6 separate regions of the Mus musculus genome follow, and all the other regions are linked to region 2. The links are chromatin loops, found by intact Hi-C in ENCODE. Cell type or tissue: heart. All regions are shown on one strand.

Region 1 (5,000 bases), 210 kb before region 2:
TGTGACAGACAGTGGTAGATGCAGTTGTCATTTTCCATTGGCAGAGTCAGATGTTCTGAAAACTTTCAGGTAAAGTCAGACAGCCCATGGGGTCAGGACAGAAAATAATAGAGAATAGTCAGAGTACAAAGAAAGGCTAACATTCCCTGCTAGTCAAGCAAGGCAGAGAGAATGCCCCCCACCCTAACTGCTTGCACAGTAAATGTAAGCAAGATCCTGATCTTCAACACAAGTCATTAACAAAAGGATGCTAGCAAAATACTAGATTGGTAAGGTTTTAGGATTAGGAAGATATCAAGTGGATGGATTCTAGTTAGGTCACTGGTGCTCAGAACTGAGAGCAACAGAAGTAATTACTACACCCAATACAGTATGCTTTAAAAGTCTTTTAAATCAAGGGGTCTCAAGTAGCTTAGGCTCCCCTGAGTTGGCTATGAAGGAAAGGATGACTTTGAACTCCAGGATTCCTGATTCCTCCCCCAAAACACAGAGATGAATGACACAATAGGCTTTAGCTCACTTGTCTATCATAGGGCTGATTAATAGAAAATATACGACTATTTGGTGTCTGTAAGTTTATATATGAGCACCCTGCTGTACCCTCTCTATGTTGTAATGAATGTGTTTTGGTGTACAAGGTAGCATGTGATTCCCGACTTCATATACTGTTATATTTTCCCTACCGATTAGCATCATTAACTAGGAAATGTTTATTTATTCTAGATGTGGTTGCAAACTCATTGAAAATTCCAGTAGCTAGGACAAGGTGGTCTGAAGCCCATGCTTCCTGACAGTAGACTTGAATGCTGTAAGTCAGGCTCCAGCTCTGGCTCACAAACACTTGGTTTGACTGAAGAGTGATAATATAAGCAAGATCCCCTGAGATAGGGGAGGGGCTGTGGAGGAGAAATCCTGAAAACAAAAAACAAAAACAAAAAACCAAACAGACAAAAAAACCTGTGTGTATTCTGTGAATGCAAAACTCTTGTAAGGAGTCTGTGGGTGCAGAGTCTGATGGCCCACGTGGAAGTTCACTGAGAGGCAGAGCCTGGAATTCTGCAGGTTTAGGGTTAGCTGTCTTACCTTGGGCTGGTTTTACCTTCAGGGTCAGTCCTTGCCTCACTCTGTAGTCGGCCACACAGCTTGTGACAATAGATAAAAACCTCCCAGAATCCACTGACTAGGCAGAACATGAGCTTCTATCAATCCAAAAGCTAAAATCTCATCAGATGGTATCTTAGACATTGAAAATATCTCCAATGTCTCATAGTGCATGCCTCTATCAGACTCACACCAATGTATTTCAAATTTTCCTTGGTCAATGACATTATTTGTTCTGTACAACCATGAAACTGGTTCCATGTTGGAGTATGGAATTTGGTTTAAACTAAATCTATGTTCTTAGATCATGGCTACTCAAATAGCTGTGGACTAAACAATTCTCTTAGCCCTTTAAGAGGAGAACTGTGCATTTTTACATGAACATAAACCTACTATGTGTAAATCATAAGACCCCAAGAGTGCCACGGCTTTTGAAATTTATATTACAACTTTTCAAAATATTTATTTATTTATTTATATGAGCATTCTTTTGCTGACATACCAGAAGAGAACATCAGATCCAATAATAGACGGTTGGGAGCCAACAAGTGGTTGCTGGAATTAAACTCAGGACCTTTGGAAGAATAGGCATGCTCTTAACCAATAAGCCATCTCTCCTTCCCTATCTTACAGCTTTTCAAATACAGTTGAAAAAATTGGAGAATTCTTTCTAAAACTATTAAGGGTGTGTCACTAAACCTGAATGTCACATTGAGGGACAAAAGAAAATTTAAAAGAGTTCAGACACTGCTGATAACGTGAACTCTAGGAAGAAAAGCACGTGAAGAGACAACAATGTACAGAGTCTGGCAGATTAGAAAGCAATGCACAGAGCCTGGCAGATGAGCAGAGGCATTTCCCCCTTCCCTTTCAGACTTTCCAGTGCCACCCTGTGATCTCTCATCACCCCAAGTCGTCTCTCACATCTGAAAAGGAGTCAAAATTTTGGACACAACACATACTCAGAACTGTTGAGGTATTATTGTCTAGTGATTTTTAATCTTTAGTGTAAAATCCTATTTATTTGGATTGTGCAAACACTGGTTCATACCAACTACAAGATTATTTTGTGGTTTTATAGCCATGTATTGTCGCATTCAGGTCACAAAGGTGTCTATCAGAAAATGTGATTTGAATCAGGGCATCCGTGAGTCTAACAATTCATTCCAAAGGAACAGGAACTAACATCCCACACAACAGTTTGCCCTCCCTCACAGGATTCTTGCTCCTTGGACACTAGGAACTTTAGGAAGCTGTTTGAGCTCAAACCAGGAGTAGTCTCCAGGACATAACATACAGAGGGCGCTACAAGTCCAAGTGCTCTGTATGCCCTGAGAATCTGACTACAGTCACGTGAGAACGGGTCAGCTAGGTAATGATGAGTGCGCTCCCGTCAGCATCTCGGGAACAGGCAGTCAGCAGACCCAGCCTGCCCTTGCCATCCTGTTGTTTTCAACCTTCTCCCCTTCAAACCCGTGCCCAGGCGCAGCGGCCCAGCTTAGGTCAGCACAGCATCTCCAGGTCAGCAGCTTCCTGCCTCTCAACAAGCCCGAGCCAGCTCCCTCCGTGCCCTACCTGCCACCCTGCACAGCCCCTCAGACCTGAAAGAAGGCGCTGGTCCCTGCACCGAACTCCATCTCAGAAATCCAGATGCAGCGCTGAGCAGGACAACTGCATACATTTGAGGAGTGAAGTTTGAAGGAAGAATAAGGAAGTTCGAGTCCGATGGCCCTTTCTAATGACGAAACAGGAACCAGGACTACACTTCCCACAAGTCAGTTGGAAGGACTTACAGGGACCCCACCTAAGATGTCTTGTGCATTGCCTGCCTTGCGGTCCAGCTGTGGGCAGCTGAAGTTGGAAAGAACTAAGCTGCAGCACATGGGCAGCCACAGGGAAAGTGGGCTTTTAAAAAAGTCTTTGGTTACAGCAAGCGATGTTAGCCTGTGAGCTGAGTTTCACAGTAATGTTTATCACATTTCCTTGTTATCTCTGCTAAAACATTGTGAGATTAAAGCTTCGATCTTTCTTTCTTTTTTTTTTTTCCCCTTGGTTTTTTAAAGCACAGATTTACTTATGGAATATTACTACCGAATGGAAAATTCATGCTTTCATTGTTTATTTAAAATATGAAAGCAGGAAGTTAATGTAGGAGTGGGCATTATCTCTTTAATATGCTATCAAAACCATCCCAGGTGCTGAAGACAGAATTAGAAATCAAACTGAGTCACCACGAAGTGTTTTCTGAGCACTTGCTTTCCTCCTCTGAATCTCTCCCAAGAGGAGGGGCAGAGCTCCTTGGATCACAATGGTGTGTGTACTGGCTCTTCAATTTCCCTCTGTGTTTGGTTTGATGTTCCTTATTGATTTTCCTGTCTCCACTGATCCTGTCATCATTCACATTTGATAATACTTGAACATTACTGGTAGCTGCCTTGCACTTCCCTCACTTCTCCTAAACAGAACACCGAGATAGTTCCTCCTGGAATTCAAAGGTATCAGAAATATGTTCATATCACTGTAAAATGAGGTCGATGTATTAAAGAAGTTAGACTGGAAACTTGGAGTATGGAGAATTCCCATCTTTTCGTGGGAAGGTTTATTCCTGTGTAGTTCATGCTTGAGTTAAAGCTACAAATGGCATTACAGAAAAGTCTTCATACTTCCCTGAGGCACAATAATTCAAAGCCAAGCTGTTTCAGAGCAGAGACTGTGCAAAATCCCATTCCAATTTTTCTTCTCTAGGGAGTGTGTTTGCCTAGGGATCAGAACAGATTCCTTAACTTAGAAAAACTAGAGTCAACAAGCAGTACATTCACCTGGACATTTGATTGGCATGTCTGTTTAGAATGAGGTCATGAGTGGTCTGTCATCCCCCTGATGGCTGTAGTGAAGGGCATTGCCAACAACCAGAAGGACTTAACATTTCTGAGCATAGTTAGTTTTCCAATATGTGTATGTGTTGAGGTTTGGTATGTTGCTATGTATTGTAATACTAAATTTTATATCTGAAGGTCTAAGCTTACCATGGACCTCTCACATTTAAAAGGTTCTGTTGTGCAAACCTTGTTCCTTGATTGAAAACTATTAGTTAAATCAAATTTGGTACAGCCTATTACTGGAAGGACTAGAAGTAGGTGGCTTTTGAGTTAGGTGGTATGGGGTGGAGAAGAGAGAGAAGGAAAAGAGGCCAGGAAAAGGAGGAAGAATGGGTGAAGAGGATGAGCTGCCATGGGGGGGGGGTGTACATGGCTGGGAGAAACATTAAGTATCTGAAGTACACCACTGGGAAGGTAGCCAAGAAAGCAGTTAGAGGAAGAGTAAATTAGGGGTTGAACCCCAGTACTTGTCAAAGCCAGATGAAATAACCTCGAGTCTGAACCTCTTTTACTTGTAAGCTAGTTAGGGATAAGCCCTTATGAAAGAAAACATTTAATTGGAACTGGCTTACATTTTCAGAGAGTCAGTTCAATATCATCATGGTAGAAAGCATGGTAAGGTTTAGGCAGAAATGAGAGGTCTACATTTTTATCTGCAGGCAGCAGAAGGGGGTCTGTCTTCTGCATACAGCAAGGAAGAGGCTCTGGGTCACACTGGCCAGACTCAACCACATATATGAGTTATCCAAACAACACCTCCTGACATGCTTCCTGTAGAAAGACTATACCTCAAATCAGGCCATACCTCCTAACAGTACAACTTCCCATGGACCAAGCATATTCAAACTATCAGTGTCTCCTTGTTATACAATAATCAAACCACTAAAGATTAGAATCAGTTCCTCAGGAAATAGACAAGATTATGTTTTCAATAAAAAGATATAGACTGTGATAACTCTAGCTTGTGTCAATTTGACACAAAATCAACCAGTCCGATGGCCATGTAATTCATTACCAGAT
Region 2 (5,000 bases):
TTGCTCAGGGGCAGATGTGGGAGCATGCTGAAGTTGCTCAGGGGCAGTAGTGGGAGCATGCTGAAGTTGCTCAGGGGCAGTAGTGGGAGCATGCTGAAGTTGCTCAGGGGCAGATGTGGGAGCTGCTGAAGTTGCTCAGGGGCAGATGTGGGAGCTGCTGAAGTTGCTCAGGGGCAGATGTGGGAGGTGCTGAAGTTGCTCAGGGGCAGATGTGGGAGCTGCTGAAGTTGCTCAGGGGCAGATGTGGGAGCTGCTGAAGTTGCTCAGGGGCAGATGTGGGAGCTGCTGAAGTTGCTCAGGGGCAGATGTGGGAGCTGCTGAAGTTGCTCAGGGGCAGATGTGGGAGCTGCTGAAGTTGCTCAGGGGCAGATGTGGGAGCTGCTGAAGTTGCTCAGGGGCAGATGTGGGAGCTGCTGAAGTTGCTCAGGGGCAGATGTGGGAGCTGCTGAAGTTGCTCAGGGGCAGATGTGGGAGCTGCTGAAGTTGCTCAGGGGCAGATGTGGGAGCTGCTGAAGTTGCTCAGGGGCAGATGTGGGAGCTGCTGAAGTTGCTCAGGGGCAGATGTGGGAGCTGCTGAAGTTGCTCAGGGGCAGATGTGGGAGGATGCTGAAGTTGCTCAGGGGCAGTAGTGGGAGCATGCTGAAGTTGCTCAGGGGCAGATGTGGGAGCATGCTGAAGTTGCTCAGGGGCAGTAGTGGGAGCATGCTGAAGTTGCTCAGGGGCAGATGTGGGAGCTGCTGAAGTTGCTCAGGGGCAGATGTGGGAGCTGCTGAAGTTGCTCAGGGGCAGATGTGGGAGCTGCTGAAGTTGCTCAGGGGCAGATGTGGGAGCTGCTGAAGTTGCTCAGGGGCAGATGTGGGAGCTGCTGAAGTTGCTCAGGGGCAGATGTGGGAGCTGCTGAAGTTGCTCAGGGGCAGATGTGGGAGCTGCTGAAGTTGCTCAGGGGCAGATGTGGGAGCTGCTGAAGTTGCTCAGGGGCAGATGTGGGAGCTGCTGAAGTTGCTCAGGGGCAGATGTGGGAGCTGCTGAAGTTGCTCAGGGGCAGATGTGGGAGCTGCTGAAGTTGCTCAGGGGCAGATGTGGGAGCTGCTGAAGTTGCTCAGGGGCAGATGTGGGAGCTGCTGAAGTTGCTCAGGGGCAGATGTGGGAGCTGCTGAAGTTGCTCAGGGGCAGATGTGGGAGCTGCTGAAGTTGCTCAGGTGCAGAGAACTCCTGGAACAGACAGAGCAGATGGGAGGATGAATTTCGGTCCTTGGATTTTTAACTTGCAGGAGCAAGGCTTTTGACATCAAAAGGTTAGCTTTAAGAGGATTTAGCCCATGAATCACACCAATTTAGATTTTATCGATGGAATGTCTTTGACTATTTGTATAATTTTTAATATCTTGATTGGATTTCCTTAGCACTGATGACACACCACCACCCTAATTTGATGTGGAAAAGGTAATAGAATAAGAGGTATTTTTTTTTCTGACTTGGAGCAAAGTAATCTTGAAATTATCTTAACTAATAGGTTCTTCAGACTCCTTGCAGGGAATTGTGGGGAAGGAATCCGCAGTGTCACTACAGCCAGAACTGGAATGCCTGATGGTATACAGAGAAGCAAAACTGGCCTGGACACAGTCTCATAACTGTGTGGTTAGAGCTGTTGTATCAACTCTACTGTGCCCAAGAAAGAAGTCCAGGTGCTAAAGACCTTGCCAACTGTGGGCTTTGCTTTATCTCCAGCTAGCTGAGTGAACAAGAGGTGAGATTACAGTGGGCTGCCAGTAGGAAGGAGTGAGCATTAAACTCTGTGGTATTGCTTCGGAGTCTGACTCACAGTCTCTGACCATTTCATAAATTCCTCTGCACAAGAAAGCAGAGGTAACTTTTCTGATGTGTGCCAGGTCACCTTCTCTCTCCCTGTTTTGGGATCTGCTGCCTGTACAGAGCACTACAGTCTATGGAAATTAAAGTAAGGTAAGACCTCAGGTGACACCTGGCATTAGGAATGAGAAGGTGTTGCACTGCTGGCCTAAAATAAGTTTGCATCCTTTTGTATTGTTCTATTTCCTTTAACCACAGGCACAAGAAAGGATTACATTTTGAGCTGGGAGAATCACTGTGGGATTTGGTAATAAAGGGACCTGCTTCTTTGCATTTCATGGAGGTGTTTTGAGAAGAATTTTTGCTGTGACTTTACCACCTGTGATCTAGGAGCCCTGTCGGGAGCCAGTTACCTGCTTCTCTAGCAGAGTAAAACCTTGCCTGCTAGGCCGGGTCAAAACAGAACAGAGTTTGTGGCCTGGCAGAATGTTCTGCAGAGTGGAAGATTTCCTGGCCTACTGATGCATGGAACGATAAGAGGAGATGCACTTGAGGCTCAAGGTGAGGGACTGGACTTCCGATTAACCTTTGTAGAAGGAGCAGGAAGGCTCCCAGAGGATATCTGGATGGGAACAGATATCCTATGGATATGTCAGCCATTGTGTCTGCGAGCTTGTGGTTTTGCTTCCCACGGCACTGTGGGGTATAAAACAGGCTAAACTCATTAAACACGCTGCTGCTGTACTCACTGGACAGTCTTCCCTATCTGTCTCTTGTCTCTTCTTTCCGTCTTTCCTGCAATCATCCTCACTCCTCCCTCAGGGACTGTTTGACAGGAGCAGGCAGTGGCTCCAGCAGAGCCCCACCTAGGAGGAGGGCAGTGATTCCCTACTAGTGTGGTGGCAATCAGTACACAAGTGTGGGACTGAATTTGCTCCCTCGGGAGGTAGATCACTTCCGTAAATTGCCACCGATTTTCCCCCTTGTTCAGATTCTCTTGGTCCTTTTACCAGTAGTTCTGCATTTTCAGTTCCTTGGCTTTAAAAATGAGTCAGTACGTGACAATGTCTCCACCTGCTGGTAATGATGGTTACAACACCATAGCCACACTCCCCCCCCCCCCCCCCCAAACCCTGTTAAGTCAGTAATATTTTCTAAGAAGCGTCAGAGCTTCAGTAATGTCAAGTAGCGTTGAATTCAAGTTTCCCTGCGGGACCCACTACAGATGCGACACTTTGCTTCAGCGAATACTATGCGGGTCTGCTCTGGGCGACTGGGAAGCTCCAGGTTGCTGTCGTTCTACCCTACCCGCCCCCCCCCCCCCGCCCGCCCGCCCCCCTCCCCCCACCACCGCCACCTTGAGCAGGGTGGCTTAGACCTTGTTTGCCTCACTCCCTAGTTCACCTAGGGTGGAGTCTTCTGACCTTTGTCAAGTCTTTTGTCTGCAAGAAGCTACCTGCTGAGCAGCTGAGCTTGTTTTCCTGACAGATCCTGACAAAGCGACTCAACGAGATCCTGGCATAGTGGGGGATGGGTTCTCTCCCCTTTAAAAATCAGACCCTAGAATTAAAGTTGAGCCTTGATCAGAGAATTTTGTCTTGACCTGTTATTTCTCTCGCCGCCTTTCCCATCCAATCCAGCTTTCCTTTCAGGAGCTTAGTAACCTGTGGCCGCTGGCGGCTAGAGTTGCACAGTACTCGGAACTCAGAGGTGCCCCTCTCAGAAAGATACCATGGGGTCCCCAGACTTCTAGAGACGGTGGTGTGGGCCCCTAGCCCCCACGGTTTAGTGAAAGTGACCTTTTTACATTATGCATGTTTTCTTTGAAATGAGCATTGCCTCTCATCACTCCCCAGAGGGCAAATTCTTCACCCAATGCCTCCGGGTAACCTAAAGGGGATGATTCGATGGCTAAAGAAACATTGTTTCTAAAAATAATTATCTCCTTTTGTTTTTTCAACTTAATTTTATTTTTTTAATTCAGCTATGTGCCTTGCCATGGTTTTTGAAGTTTGACTCATCCCACTTACTGTGACCAGTCGTACTAGGATACTCTAAAGATGCTTTACTGCTTGTCCTTTTGCTTTATTGGGGATGAACTCAAGTCTTCAAGAATGTTAGGCAAGCCCGTTTCCACTAGGCCACACTTGCATCCCTGTCAGAAGAGTCAGAAGATTCTGATAGATGTATTTCGATTATCTTGGAAACTTCAGTTCTACCTGGTTGCTCCCTTATCTTCACTCTGCCATTTTACAGCTTTGAGTTCTTTCCCAGGGCCATAAGAATACTGTGTCCCCTGGGGGCTGAAGAGATGGCTCAGTGGTTAAGAGCATTGTCTGCTCTTCCGAAGGTCCTGAGTTCAATTCCCAGCAACCACATGATGGCTCACAACCATCTGTAATGAGATCTGGCGCCCTCTTCTGGTGTGTCTGAAGGCAGCTACAGGGTACTTACATATAATAAATAAATAAATAAATAAATAAATCTTTAAAAAAGAGAGAAAGAAAGAATACTGTGTCCCTGACTTCTCCTCAGCCATACTCAGTACTGTCAAACATAAGAAAGGACACAAAGTCCCATTTTCTGTGCAGTATCTTTGGAGATATGTATATGGCTCTGTGGACCACTCGAGTATCTCCTGTTCGGCTCGAAAGGGGAAAAAAATCACGTTACTAGGAAAAGGGGCTGAACAGGATATGGGAAGAGGGTCTTTCCTCATGTGTGATGGAGCACATTCCATCAATGTGCTCACTGATTAAGATATTGGCTGCCCAGGAGGTGCACATCTGTACTGCTAGTACTTGGGTGATGGAAGCAGGAGGGTCAAGGGGTTAAAACCAGTCCTGAGCAACACAACAAGTCACTGAGTTAGAACCAGGCTTCAGATGTATAAGACACCATGTCAAAAAAAAAAAAAAAAAAAAAAAAAAAAAGACAGAACAACACAGTTTAGAATTTGGGGAAACAGAAACTCAGCGTTTCTGGGCTCATCTCTGAAGAAGCATTATTTTATGATAGCTGTCCATCTTGATTTCAAATAGCTCTTTGTCCCTGACCCAAGCTCCAGGAAGAAAGGTTCTCAGGAATCCCACCTGAGCAACTCTAACCCAGAAATATGCAGCTGTGACCATCAACTTGTGATATGATATTACTATTTTTTTTTTGGCTTTGGTAACTTGCTCATACAGATG
Region 3 (5,000 bases), 430 kb before region 2:
AGCTAAAGATGTTGAGTTCAGGCAAATCCATGTATTATGTCATTTCTGTGGATGCTGCAGTGAATGACTGAAAAATCCACCTGATGTATGCTGTCTCAGCTATTGTTCTGTTTCTTACACTGGTTCCTCAGGGCCACTGTCTGAGCTCACTTTAGAACTAAGGCAACTAGAAGCTATAGAGTTCCTCTGTTCTCCTGTCTGGGCTCTAGGAGAGATGCCAACGACCTTGCTGAGGTTGCTTTAGTGGTTCTCCACGAAAGTCCATGTCCGCTTCTCAACGCACTCATGCCCAGCACCAAGTTCCCCTTATGGTCTTGTCAAAAGTCTAAACCTAGTAACTCCCTACCACACTTGCCCAAAGGGATCCTTTGGCTGCTGGGACTGAGCTATATAATCTCACTGACCCATTCATACACAATAAGAGCAAAGTAGTGTCAGGATCATCTCTACTGCAGAACATAGGCTACTGAGGTAGCTACCAGGCCAGGGGCTCCACAATGGGAAGAAGCAGGGACCCACGCACGACAGAAGTCTAGCCAGCCTGTAGGTCCAGGACTCAAGCTCACTGTGGAAAAGGGTTGAAGCCAATTTTTCGGTGGGGAGAGTCCTCTAGCTACCCTGCTTGTTTGGGAGATTGAAGATGAAAGTGAGGTTGGGTCCTTTATACAAGGTTTGCGAACCTTATTCCTTTGAGGGTTATGTGTGTGTGTGTGCACGCAAGTTTGTGTATGTTTGAGACTCCACTGTCTTATGGCTGAAGCTGATCTTTGTTTCTGCTCCAACAAGCCCTGATACCCTTCTTTCCTCTCTAGAACTTTCTGAGTTCCTCAGTGGTCTAGTTTTCATTGTTTCTCTCTTTAAATGTCTCTTTCCAAGGTTACAGGTATACTTTGTATGTAAAACTTAGACACTGATCCATAACGGAGCCAATATATCCGTGTCTCATAGAATCAGGATAGTATCCTTAACACTGGGGCCTGTGTAAAAGGAAAATAGACATTGAGTTTCTCAGGCTGTTGCCCACATCTGAAGACACTGAAACAAGTCATGCTTAGGTACATGCCTGGGTTCAGTCTTACAGAGAAACAATGCCATCTGAATACAGAGAATGATTTTATAAATCGTCATATGCTGTTTTAGCTCACTGAAACCCCAGTTCCAGAGGTAGAATATGCCCCACCCACCTCCAGCTCAAGTGTAACTGACTCAGTTTCTCCCACAGCCTCTGTCCTGGGTTAAACTGTCTCCCCAACTCTGTGACAGTTTAGACGGAAAACAACAGGACAGTCCAGGGAGAGATACCACGCACTGGAGAACAGCTAAGAGGTGAACTGTTTCCAGTAGAGGCTGCTGTTATTTACCTCATGGTAGAAAGCTGTGTAGAACAAGAACAACTAACGGAATGCACATTCTTAAAAAGGATAGAAGAGACACATTGCTAAAGTCTCTTAATCATAACTCCAAAATCATAGCTAAATTCTGACATACGCTATAACCATGAACTTAGTGATTATGGTAAGTCTGCATGCTATCTAAATCATAATGACCATGTTGTGTTTTCTATAAACTTTTCCTTGAAACTGTCAAGACCCTATGTGTGCACAGGTCATGTTAATTCATCACATTACCCTCGCTGTGTAGTTTGATGGGGTTCTATTCATGAAGGGTCCTGTCATCCTTCTCTTCCTAAGTCTAATGGTCTGGCCCTGATAAATAACTAGTTGTAAATCTTTGATGAAAAAAAATAGCCTCTGTTAAATTATTGTACCTATAGTTCAAGGAAAATGTATATATACACCTCATATAATAAGTCAATGTTTTGACTCTCCCCTAAGATCAGTGGAGAAAGAACTGCTCAACGTGAGTCTGGTTGTACGGCTTTTATCCAAGTGCTCCCCACCCCAAATTGTTCCAATCAACAGAACTGAATCTGTTGAGTGATCTGGCCCTGCCTGTCTCTGTGTGGTGGAATTGTGGGTTTGACCCAGTCACGCCGCCCTTTGATGTACAGATCTTTCTGGCATGAGCCAGCTCCCAATCCCAGTGGGTAAATGATTATAGCTCTGACCTCCACTGATTGGCATTTCCCTGAGTCTCACTTTATAATGGAGACTCAACAAAATGAAGAGCCATGGAAGTCACTGTAAATACAAGCACTGCTCACTGCTCAGGAAACACAAAGCTGAAGACACTTAAACCACCACAAACATCTGAGACATGTCCTTCTCTGGAAGCAAAGACAAGAGAGAGAGGCCTAAGCCTTTCTTGACAACGACATCATGTTTCAAGGTATATGGGATCTGTTGGATCTTTGCACCTCCACGTTGTTCCGACCTCCTCTTTCCTACCAACCTGGGAACACTGCTTTTACTGCTTGTCTCTCTTCACCAGTAGAGCCTTGTCTTTGCTCCAGAAATGTCACCAGCTGTGGCTTAGAGTCAGCAAGCCCTGTTTGTAGGAAAAGGTAATGAGGTTATATAAGAGTTCATCTACAGGAAATTTATAAGACCCTTCAAGCAACAGTGTTTACAAGGAAAGAGAATTATTTCCTTAGAATGGTTTCTGACAAGATTACCAGAATACATATTGGAACATACAATGTCCAGACTGTAAGTTTCATTTAAAGGGAGAAATATTAAAACTGAATTGTTAGACATTTTAATTAATAAGTGTACTCCAAGCCTCATGCTCTTGCCTTTTTCCTTTTTCTTTTTGAGACAGGGTTTCTCTGTGTAGCCCTGGCTGTCCTGGAACTTGCTCTGTAGACCAGGCTGGCCTCGAACTCAGAAGTTCACCTGCCTCTGCCTCCAAGTTCTGGAATTAAAGGCTTGTGCCACCATGCCCGGCCCTTGAATTTCTAATAGTGAAAGATGTATACTTCTAACACAGAAAGGTTAAACACACAAAGAGAAAATCAATGAAGTAGTTCTTAGCTGTACAACAACCTGACTATTTTTTTTTAAAGAATATGAAAGTTTCTGTTGAAAAGCAAATACGCCCATGAGTCCCGTATTGTACAAAGTGAGGAAGTTACATGTTAATGGTGAGATACAAATTCTCTACAGATGCAGTGCTCACCCAGGAACACAAGGTGGCTGTAATTCTCCAGCATCACATCCCTGTACAGATGCCACTGAGCAGGCTCCAGGCATTCCCACTCTTCTGCAGAGAAATCAACGGCCACATCCCTGAATGACAGCATTTCCTGAAATGAAGACCAGTGAATGATATCACAGCTTAAATTAATTAAAACCACTAAAATCATTTACATACCAAGATGAACTCTGCTGGATAGTTCTCCGGTCAACTTGACACTAGCTAGCATTATTTGAGGAGAGAGAAGAATATTTGAAAAAAATGTCTCCATGAGATTATCCTGTAGCCAGGCCTATGGCATTTTCCTAATTAGTGTTGATAATGAGATATCTACAGTATTGGTGGGACCCCACCGGGGAGGTGTTTCTGTATGGTATAGGAAAGCAGGCTGAGCAAGCCATGGAATACCAGCCAATAAGCAGCATTCCTGTGTGGTCTCTGCGCTGGTTCCTGACTTGAATTCCCTCAGTGATGATCTGTTACCTGAAGATATCAGCTGAAATGAACCTTTTCTTCTTCAAGTTGCCTTTCCTCATGATCTTTATCACAGTGATAGAAACCCTTACACAGGCATCATGTGCCTGTGGACACAAATCTAGATTCTGTGTAAGGATGAAAGAGCTAGACCTGTTTCTCAAATCACTGAGTAATATTCTTCAGACACATCAAAGGTGCTCATATGACCTCACAATGGGCTCATCTTCAAGGGAAAAAAGGTAAAAGAAGCTATAAGACCATATGGGCTCTATACATTGAAGACAAATGAAATGTAAAATAAATACATCCACAGAAGCATCCATTTAATGCCATATGCTTATATTATAAACCATACATATAAACATTTCTATCAACAGAAAGTTCTGGTGAGGGAGAAGGTTCTTGTCAACACTACATATACACAGCCATGAATGTGAAATGATATGAAAATACAGACTTTAATGAGGTGGCTCTGGCTGTTGTCTGGGTTTCTGCATTTGTCCAGAATTCAGTAGCGACACAAAGCACAGTGACAAGGGACAGGAGATGGAGGAGGCAAGGGGTAGAACACTAAAGGAAGAACTCATAGACTAATATTCAAGGTTCTGAACATACCAGGAGACCAGCATGCAAAGGACTAACCATACTGTTTGAGATTTTTAAATAGAACAATCACTCTGCTGTTTCTTTAGCCAAGTTCCTGACATCACTCTGCTCTTTCTTTAGCCATGTTCCCACATCACTCTGCTCTTTCTTTAGCCATGTCCCTGACATCACTCTGCTCTTTCTTTAGCCATGTTCCCACATCACTCTGCTCTTTCTTTAGCCATGTTCCCACATCACTCTGCTCTTTCTTTAGCCATGTTCCCACATCACTCTGCTCTTTCTTTAGCCATGTTCCCACATCACTCTGCTCTTTCTTTAGCCATGTTCCCACATCACTCTGCTCTTTCTTTAGCCATGTTCCCACATCACTCTGCTCTTTCTTTAGCCATGTTCCCACATCACTCTGCTCTTCTTTAGCCATGTTCCCATTCTTCCTATTCTCGGGTGGGTACAGAGCCATGTTTGTGAGCAATGTTCCCTAAAGCATGTTTTTTTGCGCCGTGTATCACAGTGCCGTAGCAGAGAAATACATTTGCTGATGCTAGTTTATTATTTCAAGAATTTGGAATTTCAGGACCCACTTTTCATAATTCCTTGAGTAAAGTCCCAGAATTACCTATAAAATGAGTCATACATTACTTTTCCTTTTTCACTAATTCATGACAACATCAGGAATTCATGTATTAATTTGGTATTTTGTTATAATTGCGTGAGTTGGCTGTGAATTGTTGCATGCCGGCCTGCGGCCTATTTGAAACGGGTACACCTGGGAGGCAGGCTAGGGGCTGAAAGAGACTTAGATGGAGAGAGGTTAATGGAGA
Region 4 (5,000 bases), 440 kb before region 2:
ATACATAGTCCTCTGGGCTTTGTTAAGTTTCAGTTTTCTGCAGAGCTCTCTCTGATGCAGCCAGAAGCGCTTTGAACAGTAAGAGCTACACACTCATGTGTAGGAGTGCTTTGAACAGTAAGAGCTACACACTCATGTGTAGGAGCGCTTTGAACAGTAAGAGCTACACACTCATGTGTAGGAGCGCTTTGAACAGTAAGAGCTACACACTCATGTGTAGGTCTAAGGAAAAGCAATCAGAATGCAGTGAGATCTTAGGATGCTCTAATAACATGGCATTAGTATGTTCCCCTCTAAGGTTTCAACCTAACAAGTCACCTGCGGCAGCTTCTAAGCATGATGTAACTTCTATTGATGAGGCTTTAAGTCCCATTGGACAGCTTCTGCATAGGTCAGATATTGAGTGGCACTGTGGCATCTTTACGGCTGGAATGACATACAGGACATTGCTGTGGCACACTGGTATAAGAGCTAAGCAGGGCTACTGATTTCTTCTCTCCCTTGGAACCTGGCAAAGCACCTTAAATCTGTATGGATAACTCGTCCCTGTTCAGATCTTCATGTCAGATCCAACTGCAATCCCGTGAGTCTTCTGTCTGAAGTGCAAGGTGATTGCACCCTTGGGAAGAGGGAATAGCTATTGTCACAAGAGTTTATAGGACAACAAAATTATATTTTCTTTAAAGATTGACTGCGCAGAAAATAGTCTTTTGTCTAATGAGCAGCATTCAGCAGCAATAAAGAGGCCAGAACATCTCCAAAATTAACCGGCATAATGAAGCACTTTGGTGAATAGGAGTTTCTCAAGGGAAAAATAAATTGAAAGGTCTTGAAACCTTCTGTACAGCTAGTAGAGAAAGATCCTGTCTTTACGAGTATGAAAAAGCAGATTACACTTTTTTTAATGTTTGCATCACCAAGGCCACGGGAAAACCAGCAATGTGGAGAATGGCAGGAGCCCAGAGCAGAGCAAAGACCAAAACAACTCTCTGTGAGAGAATCAGAGCATGCTCACAATGGAGAATTAACTGCGGGGCTCACTCCCTATGTTGGCCAGCACTGGCTTCCTCCATTCTGCATGGGCAAGTGTCTGCTGTCTTGAGTACAATCTCCTGTGAGACCCTGGGGGTGGAGGTCCGGGGACCTGTAAACAGGATACCGTTTTGTGGGGATTATAGCCAGTACAATTAACAGCAAACATTGCAGGGGAATCAGAGACTTGCAAAATTCACTTTCAATGGGAAAGAAATGCAAATAATGTCTGACCTGAGGCAGGAACAGTTCCACCCATTAACAATTACTACCTATCCTTCCAATAACTGGGAGCTCGATGGTTACATTCCACTCAATGGAAGCCCATCCTAGAGGAAGTCTAGAGCAACAGAAAGGACAGCGCAGATGTTTTAAGAACTCTTGCATCTCCTGTCAGTGACAATCAGAGATAAATTTTCAGAGAGTCGGGCAGATCTAAAGATTAACAGGACATTGATGGGAAGTAAACATGAGAGAGAGGCAAAGAGAACGATGGATTCCTGATCAGGTTCCAAACAATACAGACTCCCCATTCCCTACCAGCCTGTCTATACTACACAGTGCTTAAAATACATACAACACAGATCATGAAGCAGCAACTCCTAGGTTGTGCCAAGTGTCAAAGAGTCTCTGAGTGTGGAGTGAGGATTAAAGACAGGAGAGGCCGAAAAAAGATGCAGAGCCAAGAAATAGACTTGGGAGGACTGCTGGTCAATACCACAGCAGCCTCAAGTTTATTATTCACCGCCCTTTTATACCTCATATTACCATGGGCAGCAAAGCTACAAGATAACAGAAACACTGGCAGAAATATACACAATGTTCATAAACTTCTTCAACAAGTCCAAGCCCTGATAATGTCATGTTGACCGGAACCATTGTGGGCCAAGCGGACATTATCTCTTTTTTTAAAACTCTCAACTGTAAAGTAGGGATGGAGGTCCTTTCAAAAGTTTAGAAAATACAGCCCTCAAGGTGAAACATGATGTGAGCTCGTCTCGATCCCACTCTGCCTTGTAGACATTCCTGCCAGTGTATCCACTCCATGCGTTTCTTCAACCCTAGTCCAAGATTTTCAGTGCATTCAGGCAGATCTGTTGGCAGTGTCCCAGAATTCCCCTAAACGACACCTGTAGTACCTCGGATTTTTCCTCTCTTAATTCTTTACTGGCAGAGAAAAGTGAACACAGTCAGACCTCAAGGCCATTGCTATAAGCTGGCTACAGAGTACACGGGGACCAGAAACCCTTTTACTCTAAAGACACAAAGGACTCTGGCAGCATCCAGGTGAGATGGGGGCAGCCAGGAATGCGCGTTTCCAGCAATGCAGGTCTGTGGGCTCTGGCACTCTCTCAGGAGCAGGTAGTCAGCTCATCACCATTAGTTTGCAATCTAGTCCCCCACTACCAAGCTGCTCCAGTGTACCAGAGAACCAAGGCAGACTCGGGCTGCTCTCGGTGTTCTAAAGGAAACCTTCACTCAGGACACAATCCCAAAAGGCCAGTCCCCTCACTCCAAAACTGCAGCCTCAGCGGTCCCAGCCAGTTCAGCACAGCAAGTCCTGGCAGCTGCTTCCGCCCTCCCACCCAGCCCAGAAGCGCTCCCTCCAAGACAGAGCCCTGCTCTGGCACCCACCCCAGTCTATGCTGCTTCCTTGAACCAACCTCCCTGACACAGACCCCGCACAGAGCCCCAAGCAACGCTGCTGACTGGACCAACCTTCTTGTCAGAGACAACTGGAATAGATAGCCGCATAGGATTTCCGCCCAACTTTGAGGAAGAGGCACAAGTACAAACCTGAAGTCAGAAGGGGATTTCCTGGAAGGCTCCCAGTGGTCACAGCGGTGCGGACTACATCTCCCAGAAGTCTGTGCGAAGGAAATCCCAGAACCCAGGGTGGGTGACTTCTACTGTTTGGAGAGGTACGTGGATGGTAACACAAAGTAGAAGGTTGAAGGAGGAAGCCTTTTCTGCAGAAAAGCTATGGGTAATGCGACCCCATTTGGTTTCGGACCCCAGAACCACATCGGAGATGTACGGATATGAGTCGAGCCTTTGACAGAAACATATGGCTTACAAGTCATTTCTAGTTGTAAGTTTAATATTACTACTTCTTGAAAAAAACAAAAAAACAAAAAACGTTGACTTAGTAGTTCGTTAAAATAACAAAGCAATACACTAACCTACGTGGGAAGGAAACGTAACTTTATAAAAGGATGTTTGAAACCAACCTTGGTGTGCCTGACTATGCTCCTAGCTCCTCAGTAACTTTTGACAAATGGACTTGCGGTACAAAGCTGGCTTGGTTTCTGCCCCAACAAACTTGTATACTGTTGTTTGTGTTTCTACTTTTCGAATATATAGAAATAATTCCTCCAGGGCATTGCTAATATTACATATACAGGAACACATGCTGTTTGAGCAGGCCAAGGAGGTTGACTCTGAAGATAAAATTTGACATTCCCAAGCCACACCCAAGCAAGTGTCTATCTAACATTCCTCTAAATCTCTTGTCCCGAGTTAATGCCCCAGACTCTCAGACATTGGAAAGGAGATCAACAAGCAGCCCAAGGAGGCATTGATTAAAACCAGCTAACAGGCTACCTATGTCCAACAGAGACTACTACTGTTGATCTGTTGGTAGAAAGGTGTCTGTAATAAAAGCAGGTCACACATCCAGTCATTTCTCCAACTTGTTGTATGTAGTTGAGACATAAATGCAAAGGCTTTGAGTTGTACTGTAGAAACAAGAGTATACAGAGCACAAACATTTTAAATTGGTATCCACCCTCACCTGCAACTAGGATTTCTTTCTGAGAGCCCTCAGAAATCAGTGTACATGGGACTGCTCACAAAACAGCCAGGGGATCACATGGAGTCAATGCCTTGGCCATTCCTTAGATCCTGTGAACTAAAGGCAGGTACTAAAACATCAGCTGCAGTGGAGTCTACTCCACTGTGGAACACAGACCCAAAGTAGCCTCTAAGAGTACAGAAGCATAGACTATGGGTGCTGAAATAAACACTGGAACCTTACAGATTAATTCCCATAATGACCTCAACCGAATGGAACCAGTCTCTGCACTCTCACTACTAATTCAATCCTGTGGTTATACTCAGAGAACCTGATAATTTGCTGTATGTAGGTGTATTTGTGCCCCCATGTTTATTGCTCTTTATTCCCAACAGTAAACAACCAGAATCAACATAGATATCCATGAAAATATTAATGGAAAACAATTTGGTAAATATAAATATTTATTACAGAGAGAGAGAGAGAGAGAGAGAGAGATGCTCTTTGGATCTAAGATACTGTAATCACAAATTTTACTAAGAAATGGACTGACATAGTATGTATGATATTGATATTACTTAGTTTTATAAAGGTAAACACTGCATGTTCTTCTAGGTGTTTAATCTAGACAGTACTATATGTATATATGTGAAGAAATTTTCATGTGGGTACAGTATATTGCAGGCATAATGTTATTGTACGCTGTGTAAAGATTATCCTTGTATTATTCAAATCCTGATTTCTCAGCCCCCATATATGGTTGTAATCCAGACATGACATTGTAGTGCTTATTTTAAGTATCTCCCCTCTCAAGTGTGTGCAAACATTATTCCCCACTTATTATCTGACTTGTTAATAAAAGCTGATCAGCCAATGGTTAGGCAAAAGAGAGAATAGGGCGGGACTTCTGTTAGACAAAGGAAGAATAGAGGACAGGCCAGGAGGAAGCAGTCCAGGAGAGACATCATGGAAAAACACCTGAATCCCAGAGAGCAACATCAAAACTAAAATACAAGTATCTCAGGGTTTTTGGGCAGGGAGGTAGCCAGATTACCTTAGAGGATTCGAATAGATTAACTGCCCAGTTATTGTGTTATAAAGCTTATCACATAAACCTTAAATTCTCTATTGGATTCATTTGGGATCTAGCTAGGGATCACTAAAATCTGTCCAC
Region 5 (5,000 bases), 160 kb before region 2:
TAAGACAGCAGTCCAGTCCAATTACAAAACATCAAGCATGAATCAGGACACATAGCAAGATCCAACAGAAAGCACAAGGAACCACTGAATTCATATGAATCAGTAGAAGCAGCCAAAATCCCACAGAAGTTCTTTGGTGCATTTCTCTCTATGTAGTGAAGACCAGCAGAGCTTTGCAGGTCCTATCAATGCAGAAGCATCCTCTCATTGTCTGTGGGGTGCTATTTATCTTCTTTCTAAATATCACCCACGTTCTCAAGCATCTGCTCTCAGCAAAACATCACATGCCCTCTGACGAGACAGCTTCCAGCAAAACATTACGTGACACAACTGAATTTAAAGAAACTAGAAACTTGCACTTCATCTTCCTGAGTGACTTAGCCCAGAACCAAAAGGATATGCATAATATATACTCACTTATAAGTGGATATTAGCTACGAAGATATCCATGATACAATCAACAGACCCAGACACACTAAATAAAAAGGAGGGCCCAATGGAGGATGCTTGATTCTCACTCTTCCTGAGTGTACAATCATGAAACTGATTCCATGTTAGAGTATGGAATTTGGTTTAAACTAAATCTATGTCCTCAGATCATGGCTACTCAAATTGCTCTGTACTAAACTATTCTCTTAACCTTTCAAGAGGAGAACTGTGCATTTTTGAATGATCATAAACATACTATGTGTAAACCATAAGACCGAAAGTATTTTTCTTTCTTTCTTTCTTTCTTTCTTTCTTTCTTTCTTTCTTTCTTTCTTTCTTTCTTTTCTTTCTTTGAGCATTCTTTTGCTGACACACCAGAAGAGAACATCAGATCCAATTATAGATAGTCGGGAGCCACCAAGTGGTTGCTGGGAATTAAACTCAGGACCTTTGGAAGAACAGCCAGATATCTTAACCACTGAGCCATCTCTCCAGTTCTATCTTACAGCTTTTCAAATACAGTTGAAAAACTTGGGAGAATTTTTTCTAAAACTATTAAGAAGGGTGTGTCAGTAAACATGAATGTCACATTAAGGGATAAAGGAAAATTTAAGAGAGTTCAGACAATGCTGATAACATGAACACAAAGAAGAAAAGCAAGTGAAGAGACAACAATGTACAGACTCTGGCAGATTAGAGAGCAATGTACAGATCCTTGCAGATTAGAGTGCAATGTACAGAGCCTGGAAGATGAGCAGAGCCATTTCCCCCTTCCCTTTCAGACTTTCTAGCCCCCCCTGCCATTTCTCATCACACCAAGTCAAGTCTCTCACATCTGAAAAGGAGTCAAAATTTTGGACACAACACATACTCAGAATTGTTGAGGTATTATTGTCTAGTGATTTTTAATCTTTAGTGTAAAATCCTATTTATTTGGATTGTGCAAACACTGGTTCATACCAACTACAAGATTATTTTGTGGTTTTATATCCATGTATTGTCGCATTCAGGTCACAAAGGTGTCTATTAGAAAATCTTATTTGAATCAGGGCATCCGTGAGTCTAACAATTCGTTCCAAAGGAACAGGAACTAACATCCCACACAACAGTTTGCCCTCCCTCACAGGATTCTTGCTCCTTGGACACTAGGAACTTTAGGAAGCTGTTTGAGCACAAACCAGGAGTGGTGTCCAAGACATAACGTATAGAGGGTGCTACATGTCAAGTGCTCTGTATGTCCTGAGAATCTGACTACAGTCACGTGAGAACGGGCCAGCTAGGTAATGATGAGTGCGCTCTTGTCAGCATCTCAGGAACAGGCAGGCAGCTGACCCAGCCTGCCCTTGCCATCCTGTTGTTTTCAGTCTTTTCCCCTTCAAACCCGTGCCCAGGCGCAGCGGCCCAGCCTAGGTCAGCACAGCATCTCCAGGTCAGCAGCTTCTTGCCTCTCAATAAGCCCGAGCCAGCTCCCTCCGTGCCCTACCTGCCACCCTGCACAGCCCCTCAGACCTGAAAGATGGCGCTGCTCCCTGCACCAACCTCCATGTCAGAAATCCAGATGTAGTGCTGAGGACAACTGCATACATTTGAGGAGTGAAGTTTGAAGAAAGACTAAGGAAGCTCGATTCCGAGGGCCCTTTCTGATGACCTCACAAGGGACGGGACTACACTTCCCACAAGTCAGTTGGAAGGACTTACAGGGACCCACAGAAGAGGTCTTGTGCATTGCCTGCCTTGCAGCCCAGCTCTGGGCAGCTGAAGTTAGAAAAAAACAGGCTGCAGCATGTGGGCAGCCACAGGGAAATTGGGCTTTAAAAAAAGTCTTTGGTCACAGCACGCGATGTTAGCCTGTGAGCTGAGTTTCACAGTAATGTTTATCGCATTTCCTTGTTATCTCTTCTAAAACATTGTGAGTTTAAAGCTCGGATCTTTTTTGTTGTTATTGTTGTTTTTGGTTTTTTAAAAAGCACATCTCTACTTATTAGCATCTTACTACGGAGTGGAAAATTAATGCTTTCATGGTTTACTTAAAATATGAAAAAGGAAGATAATGTAAGAGTGGGCATTATCTCTTTAAGATGTTATCGAAACCATCCCAGGTACTTAAGACAGAATTAGAAATCAAAGTGAGTCACCACCAAGTATTTTCTGAGCACTTGCTTTCCTCCTCTGAATCTCTCCCAAGAGGAGGGGCACAGCTCCTAGGATCACAATGGTGTGTGTACTGGCTCTTCAATTTCCCTCTGTGTTTGGTTTGATGTTCTTTATTGATTTTCCTGTCTCCACTGATCCTGTCATCATTCACATTTGATAATACTTGAACATTACTGGTAGCTGCCTTGTACTTCCCTCACTTCTCCTAAGCAGAACACTGAGATCGTTCCTCCTGGAATATAAAGGTATCAGAAATATGTTCATATCACTGTAAAACGAGGTCGATGTATTAAAGAAGTTAGACTGGAAACTTGGAGTATTGAGAATTCCCATCTTTTCGTGGGAAGGTTTATTCCTGTGTAGTTCATGCTTGAGTTAAAGCTACAAATGGCATTACAGAAAAGATTTCATACTTCCCTGAGGCACAATAATTCAAAAGCAAGCTGTTTCAGAGCAGAGACTGTGCGAAATCCCTAAGTAATAAAAGGATTGTCTCTGAATCCTTTGGGTGAGAGCAAGGATTTAAGGTAAACTTCCTTTAAGAAGCATTAGTTAATAAAATACTTTCCACTTAGGAAACAATATACACTGAAAGATTAAAACTCTTGGCTTCAAGTATAGAAGCAGAAACAATAAAAATTTTTCTTACATAAGGTAAAGTTACATTAGCCATACCTAGAGGCAAAATTTTCTAGTGATTACAGTTCACCTGAAGCAAAACTCTTTGAATTTAAGCATTATTTTAAACATCTGAATAGATCTGCAACACTGTTAAAAAGAAATTTTCTTGGACACAGGGAAAAACTTTCTCAGGCACTGTTTGCAAAACACAAGAAGGCCACAAGCCGCTCTGGGGCTGCCCAGAGCCCTGCATTGACTCAAAGGTAAAATACTTTTTTTAATCTGAGCATCTTGGCCCTCCTGTAATAAGGACCAATTCTAGAGGAACAATGTAACCGTCTACGCCTCTAAAGTTTGATACTCTTTCTTAAGATGACTTACAGTTAAAATGTTCTTCACAACTTTAGTGTTGTGAAAAAATTGCCCGTACTGCAGTTTCCTGCCAGGCAGCAACTATAGCCAAAGTGATTGTCTAATCTATTCACAAAGACAAACATAACTAGATAACTCTGTCACAGTTTTGTATGAAGTGAGCTGTATTAGTGCTTTCAAAAGATGATTACTCTTGTAATAATCTTAATTAACAATATATGGGTGAGTAGAAAATCTTAAATTTGCAATGAAACTGCAGGCTGAAGTCAGTGGAACTCTGGCAGTTTTAACCATAATTTTTAAGTTTCTTGTGCAAGGTTAGGATAATACCTACAACCTTGGGAAAGCAAAACCCAAGTTTAAAACAATTTATCATCTTTAAAATCAATATTAGAAGCATTACTATCCCATTACGAAGTTTGGATGCCAATTAATACTTATGAATACCTATTAAAGCAAGCTTTACTGCTTTAATAAAGAGGCATTGTTTTAGATCTTATCTTAAATTTTACTATTTAGGATAGGAACCACATTAATTATTATCTAAACTAGAAATATCTTTAGAAACCCAGCCTCTTGGCCTGCTTTATGCCACGTGTCGGAAGGACTCTAAACTTGAGTTATCAAATTTAACACTAACCATCTATAGCAATGTAACAATTATTAATCTTAACCAACAACTTATGAGCTGGATGTGAAAACATGCAGAGCACATTATCAATAAAAAAGAACCAAATGAAGCAGTTACATTTAGACCAATCAGAGAATATTAATTTTTCTAGCTACAATCATAGAATAAAAGGCACTTTACCATTCTCAAACACATTAGTCAGAAACCATTTATCAGCTTTTTTACTCCGAAACTAAGAGGCTGTGCACTCGCCCTTATTTCCTAAAACGAACAGTTTTTCCAGCAGGGGCCCTCCTGCCACGTGTCTGATTCCTGGCTGAAACACGTGGCAGCTCTCGGCTTTGCAGATAAAGTTTTTTATACCATCTTTATTATCCAACATAAAACATAGAACATTCATTCATACAGACTGGACACGAACATACATGAATTGAACACGAGAACAGATTGGTGCACCAGACATTAGACAAGACACAAAAGGGAACAGAGTACTCCTGCTATAAGGCCCAGAGAGAAATTTCTCTCTGCTTTTTGGAACATTTTCCTCCCTCATGATGCAGTTTTTATTAACTGCGGCAATCCGCCTGATTATTAATTTCCTTTTAATAAACCCTTTCTTTTCTCACGCCTAATGTAGCTTCGGAGAGCCACGGCCTACCGCCTGTTACCCAGCTCCTCTTAAGCTTCACTGCTGAACCTAAGTGAACCAGCGCTCGGGTTTAACGCTGTCTCAGCTTAGCCCATACCTTCTCCGGTATGAATTTCCTTTATCCTTTAATTATTTCATGGAGCT
Region 6 (5,000 bases), 720 kb before region 2:
TTGAGAGCCACCATATGCATATTAGAAAACAAACTCATCTTCTATAAAACATTAATTACTTTTGGGGGAGGTTCGAGACAGGGTTTCTCTGTGTAGCCTTGGTTGTCCTGGAACTCACTTTGTAGACCAGGCTGGCCTCGAACTCAGAGATCTGCCTGCCTCTGCCTCCCAAGTGCTGGGACTAAAGGCGTGTGCCACCACGCCCGGCCATTAATTACTTTTAACTACTGAACAATCTCTTTAGCCTGTAAGCACAGATATTCAAGTGATTTCGCTAAACATGACACATACTAGGGATTGTTCCCAAGAGAGAAAATTAAATGATCAAGATGTAAAAAAATTATAGTAGGCAATATATTTAAAATGGTGAACATGGCCTAAACAAACATATTAGTCCTGAGACTCTAGCTCCAGTAGACATTTCCATAACTATGCCTGGGTCCCTAATAGTGTGCTGAATGAGCCTCCTCTTTGATCAAATCTTCAGGTTGTGACTATACCACGGTAGCTACTCCCCCTATTGAATTACACAGGCAAAATGCAAAGAAATGGAGACAGTAGAAGAGTCGTGACTCTATGCTGTATCCTCAAGGATGAGCGCATCTCCTATGAATGACTACTCTCTTAGGTAGGTTTGCATGTAGCAGATACAAATATACATGTACACACATACACACAAGTAGCACAATGTACTTAAGGTTATGACTGACTAGCTTACAGATAAATTCAACTCAGCCTAGGGTTATAGCATTTGGCTTTGGCAATTACTGGAACACAACCACTAATCTACTCTTGTAACTGCCGTCATGGCTACCTTCCCAGTGCTCTACCCCAGATATTTGCTGTTTCTCCTGGCCACAGGCTCATGGTCCATCTGTCCCAGGGCATCTTCATCCTCTTTCCCCATTTCTCCTTGTCCTGGTCTCTCTTTCTTCTCTCTCTTCTCCACCCCCTACCAGGTAACTCAATACCCGCCCTCCACAAATCCCTCCAGTAATTGGCTGTAGCCAATTTGATTTATCCCATAGTTTTAAATCAAGGATGAAGGTTTGTGCCACAGAACCATGTAAATATGAGAAGTCAGCTGTAGTACTAGATCTTGGATACAGAATTTAGCATTACAATACATAGCAACAGACCAGATCTCAACACATAACATATATTGGAAAACTAGCTATGCTCAGAAATACTAACTTTTGTGGTTTCTGTCAATGCCCTTCACTGCAGCATTCAGGAGGAGGACAGACCAGTCATGACACTTGCCAATCAAGTACAGGTACATGTATTGTTCCTTGACTCTAATTTTTCTAATTTGAGGAAGCCGTTCTGCATTCCTGGATAAACATACTCACTGGAAAAGAAGAATTAAATATGGACTCGGCACAGTATCTTCTTTGAAACAGCTTCTTTTTGAATCATTAGGATTCAGGGAAGTAGGAAGTCTTTTCTGTAACAGGGTTTGTAACTTTGACTCAACCATGAACTGCACAAGAATAAACCTTCCCAAGAAGAGACATGAATTCTCAATACTCTATGTTTCCAGTGTAACTCCTTTAATACAGTGATCTCATTAGACAGTATTATGAATATTTCTGATATCTTTGTATTCAAGAAGAAAATATCTCAGTGTTCTGTTTAGGAGAAGTGAGGGAAATTCAAGACAGATAACACTAATGTTCAAATATTGTCAAATATGACCGATGACAGGATCAGTGCAGAGACAGAAAAATCAATAAGGAACATCAAACCTAAGGCAGGGGGAAATCCTATAGTGCACAGTGGATTAAGAGTTAGTACACACGCCGGGCGTGGTGGCGCACACCTTTAATCCCAGCTCTCCGGAGGCAGAGGCAGGCAGATTTCTGATTTCGAGGCCAGCCTGGTCTACAGAGTGAGTTCCAGGACAGCCAGAGAAACCCTATACAGAGAAACCCTGCCTCGAAAAAAAAGAGTTAGTACACACATCATTGTGATCCCAGTAACTCTGTCCCGCCCCTTGGGAGACATACAGAAGAGAAAAACCAGTGGAGTGCTCAGAAAACATCTGCTGGTGACTAGCTTTGATTTCTAATTCTTCTATCTTAAGCGACTAGGATGGTTTCAATAGAATCGTAAAGAGATAATGCTCACTCCTACATTAACTTCCTGCTTCCACATTCTTAAATAAAGCAGATCATGAAAGCATGAATTTTCCATTTGTTAATAAGATTCTATAGTAGGTCGGAGTTTTTAAATCAAAATGTTTTATCAGAGATAACATGGAAACCTGATAGGCGGGATTAATGTGAAAGGTTCAGCTCACAGGCAAACATTTCGTGCCGTGACCAAGGACTGTAAAAGAGCCCAAATTCCCTGTGCATGTCCATGTGCACCTGCTCTCAGTGGACTGTAATCCAGGCAGTGTACAAAACCTCTTCAGTGGGTTCCCGGAAGTCCTTCCAATTGATTTGTGGGAAATGTAGTCCCGGCCCCTGTGACGGCATCAGAAAGTGCTGTCAGCATCAAATTTCCATATTCTTTCGTCAAAGGTCGCTTCTCAAATTTGTGCAGTTGTCCTGTTGAGCGCTGCATTTGGATTTCTGACATGGAGGTTGGTGCAGGGAACAGCACCATCTTGCAGATATGAGGGACTGTGCAGGGTGGCGGGTAGGGCACGGAGAGTGCCGGCTTGGGCTTGTTGTGAGACAGGAAGCTGCTGACCTGGAGATGCTGTGCTGACCTAGGCTGGGTCACTGTCCCTGGGCACAGGTTTGATGAGGAGAACGTTAGAAACTACAGGATGGCAAGGGCAGGCAGGGTCTGCACACTGCCTGTGCCTGCGATGCTGACCAGAGCTCAAGCATGTTTAAAGGGAAACGTGCTCGGCCTAGTTGACCCATTCTCACTGGCTGTAGTCAGATTCTCTGGACATACAGAACACGGGGACATCTACCGCCCCCTATACGTCATGTCCTGGAGACTACTCCTTGTTTGAGTTCACACAGCTTTCTAAAGTTCCTAGTGTCCAGGGACAGAGAGTCCTGTGACGGTGATTGTTGTGTGGGGTGTTAATTACTTTTCCTTTGGAATGAATTGTTAGATTTATGGATGCCTTGGTTAGAGTGGGAATTTCTAATAGACATCTCAGTGACATGATTCCTCACAATACATGGCTGTATAGCCACAGAATAATCTTGTAATTGGTAACATCCCGTGTTTGCACAATCTATGTAATTATGGATTTTACACAGATTAAAAATGACTAGACAGTAATACCTCAACGGTTCTGAGTATGTTTGTGTTCTGAGTATGTGTTCTGTCCAGTATTTGGACTTCTTTTCAGATGTGAGAGATAGATGACTTGGTGTGATGAGAGAAAGATCGCTGGGAGGAGCTGGAAAGTCTGAAAGGGAAGGAGGAAATATCTCTGCTCATCTGCCAGGCTCTGTACATTGTTCTCTTTAATCTGGCAGGATCTGGATATTGTCTCATCATGTGATTTTCTTATGTATGTTCCTATTATTGGCAGTGTTCGAACTCTCTTAAATTTTCCCTGTCCCTCAATGTGACTTTCAGGTTTACTGATGCACCCTTAATAGTTTTAGGAAGAAGTCTTCAAATTTTTCAACTGTATTAGAAAGGCTGCAAGATAAATTTCAAAACCTGTGGCATACTTGGGAACTTATGATTTGCATATAGTAGGTTCCTGTTCATGCAAAATGCATAGTTGTCCTTTTGAAGAGTTAAGAGAATAGTTTAGTCCAGAGCCATTTTTGTAGCCATGATCTGAGAACACAGGTTTAATTAATCCAAATTCCATGCTCCAACATGAAATCTATTTCATGGTTTTACAGAACAAAGAATGTCATTAACCTAAGAAAGCTTAAAATACATTGGTGTAAGTCTGATAGAGGTATGTATATGTACCTTGAGATATGGGAGATATTCTATTCACCTAAGATACCATCTGCTGAGATTTTAGCTTTTGGGTTGATAGAATCTCATGTTCTGCCTAGTCAGTGGATTCTGAGAGGTTTTTATCTATTAACAAGCTGTGTGGTCCACTACATAGTGAGGCAAGGACTGTCCCTGAAGGGAAAATCAGCCCAAGACAGCTAACCCTGAACCTGCAGAATTCCAGGCTCTGCCCCTCAGTGAACTTCCACGTGGGCCATCAGTCTCTGCACACACAGACTCCTTACAAGAGTTTTGCATTCACAACATACACACAGGTTTTCTTTGTGTGTTTGTTTTTTCAGGGTTTCTTCTCCACATCCCCTCCTCCATCTCAGGCGATCTTGCTTATACTGTCCTCAGTCAAACCAAGCTTTAGTGAGCTGGAGATAAACAAGATAAACAAGATTGAGGGACACTGGATCCAGCTAACCAACAGAAACAGGACCCAAATGATTAGATTCAGAAATGAACAGGGAGATTTTACAACAGATACCAAAAACTTCAGACTATCATAAAGGGATATTTTGAAAATCTGTCCAGTGTAATTGGAAAATCTAAAAGACATCACTCATATCTACTTGTTGTAGACAACTTTGTACTGGCTAGTTTTGTCTCAACTTGACACAGGCTGGAGTTATCACAGAGAAAGGAGCTTCAGTTGGGGAAATGCCTCCACGAGATCCAGCTGTAAGGCATTTTCTCAATTAGTGATCGTGGGCAGGGGGGGGGTCCCTTTGTGGGTGGTGCCATCTCTACATCAAGCTGGTAGTCTTGGTTCTATAAGAGAGCAGGCTGAGCAAGCCAGGGGAAGAAAACCAGTAAAGTAGCATCCCTCCATGGCCTCTGCATCAGCTCCTGCTTTCTGACCTGCTTGAGTTCCAGTCCTGACATCCTTTGGTGATCAACAGCACTGTGGAAGTGTAAGCTGAATAAACCCTTTCCTCCCCAACTGCTTCTTGGTCATGATGTTTGTGCAGGAATAGAAACCCTGACTAAGTTGGATTCATTTCTTGATTCATTCTTCTGGCCTGTATCTCGTGAAAGGAGAACTCTGGGTGGGCATC

The links. Peaks named below come from ENCODE experiments on the same cell type or tissue, not always from the same donor. Only the 100,000 strongest peaks of a DNase experiment are listed, where the experiment ranks them.
Region 1: it touches region 2 in a loop (9-fold over the local background); 16 of 42 quality-filtered maps call a loop at or near these places.
Region 3: a loop joins it to region 2, with 6 times the contacts of the local background. A loop is called at or near these places in 5 of 42 quality-filtered maps.
Region 4: a loop joins it to region 2, with 2.3 times the contacts of the local background. A loop is called at or near these places in 5 of 42 quality-filtered maps.
Region 5: it touches region 2 in a loop (5-fold over the local background); 7 of 42 quality-filtered maps call a loop at or near these places.
Region 6: it touches region 2 in a loop (2.5-fold over the local background); 2 of 42 quality-filtered maps call a loop at or near these places.

Annotation. Positions count from the first base shown.
Region 1 is chr13:67,634,945-67,639,944 of GRCm38, forward strand. Zfp729a (zinc finger protein 729a) reads right to left here and starts at 2,837. Exons shown (of 4, transcript NM_183146.4): 1 at 2,703-2,837. The coding sequence starts at 2,738. In heart, a CTCF peak has its summit at 2,409; a DNase peak (open chromatin) is centred at 2,857; H3K4me3 peaks cover 1,135 bases; H3K27ac peaks cover 874 bases.
Region 2 is chr13:67,841,483-67,846,482 of GRCm38, forward strand. It overlaps Gm10037 (predicted gene 10037), which reads left to right. Exons shown (of 4, transcript NM_001309374.1): 4 at 1,514-1,810. The coding sequence ends at 1,588. Among named protein-coding and RNA genes, the nearest start is that of Gm10037, 13 kb to the left of the region's middle. In heart, CTCF peaks have their summits at 2,855 (motif pointing left), 3,057 and 4,240 (motif pointing left); a DNase peak (open chromatin) is centred at 2,859; H3K4me3 peaks cover 1,130 bases; H3K27ac peaks cover 1,025 bases.
Region 3 is chr13:67,410,756-67,415,755 of GRCm38, forward strand. Zfp459 (zinc finger protein 459) reads right to left here. Exons shown (of 4, transcript NM_177811.4): 2 at 3,079-3,205; 3 at 2,353-2,448. The coding sequence starts at 3,202. Among named protein-coding and RNA genes, the nearest start is that of Zfp459, 8.2 kb to the right of the region's middle. In heart, a CTCF peak has its summit at 3,081 (motif pointing right); no DNase peak of the experiment used is centred here.
Region 4 is chr13:67,396,945-67,401,944 of GRCm38, forward strand. It overlaps Zfp429 (zinc finger protein 429), which reads right to left and starts at 2,823. Exons shown (of 4, transcript NM_001080941.1): 1 at 2,752-2,823. The coding sequence starts at 2,787. In heart, no CTCF peak of the experiment used is centred here; a DNase peak (open chromatin) is centred at 2,757; H3K4me3 peaks cover 1,610 bases; H3K27ac peaks cover 869 bases.
Region 5 is chr13:67,681,465-67,686,464 of GRCm38, forward strand. It overlaps Zfp738 (zinc finger protein 738), which reads right to left and starts at 2,048. Exons shown (of 4, transcript NM_001001187.3): 1 at 1,939-2,048. The coding sequence starts at 1,974. In heart, no CTCF peak of the experiment used is centred here; a DNase peak (open chromatin) is centred at 2,097; H3K4me3 peaks cover 1,112 bases; H3K27ac peaks cover 967 bases.
Region 6 is chr13:67,125,725-67,130,724 of GRCm38, forward strand. Zfp759 (zinc finger protein 759) reads left to right here and starts at 2,504. Exons shown (of 4, transcript NM_172392.3): 1 at 2,504-2,590. The coding sequence starts at 2,585. In heart, a CTCF peak has its summit at 2,933; a DNase peak (open chromatin) is centred at 2,557; H3K4me3 peaks cover 1,041 bases; H3K27ac peaks cover 928 bases.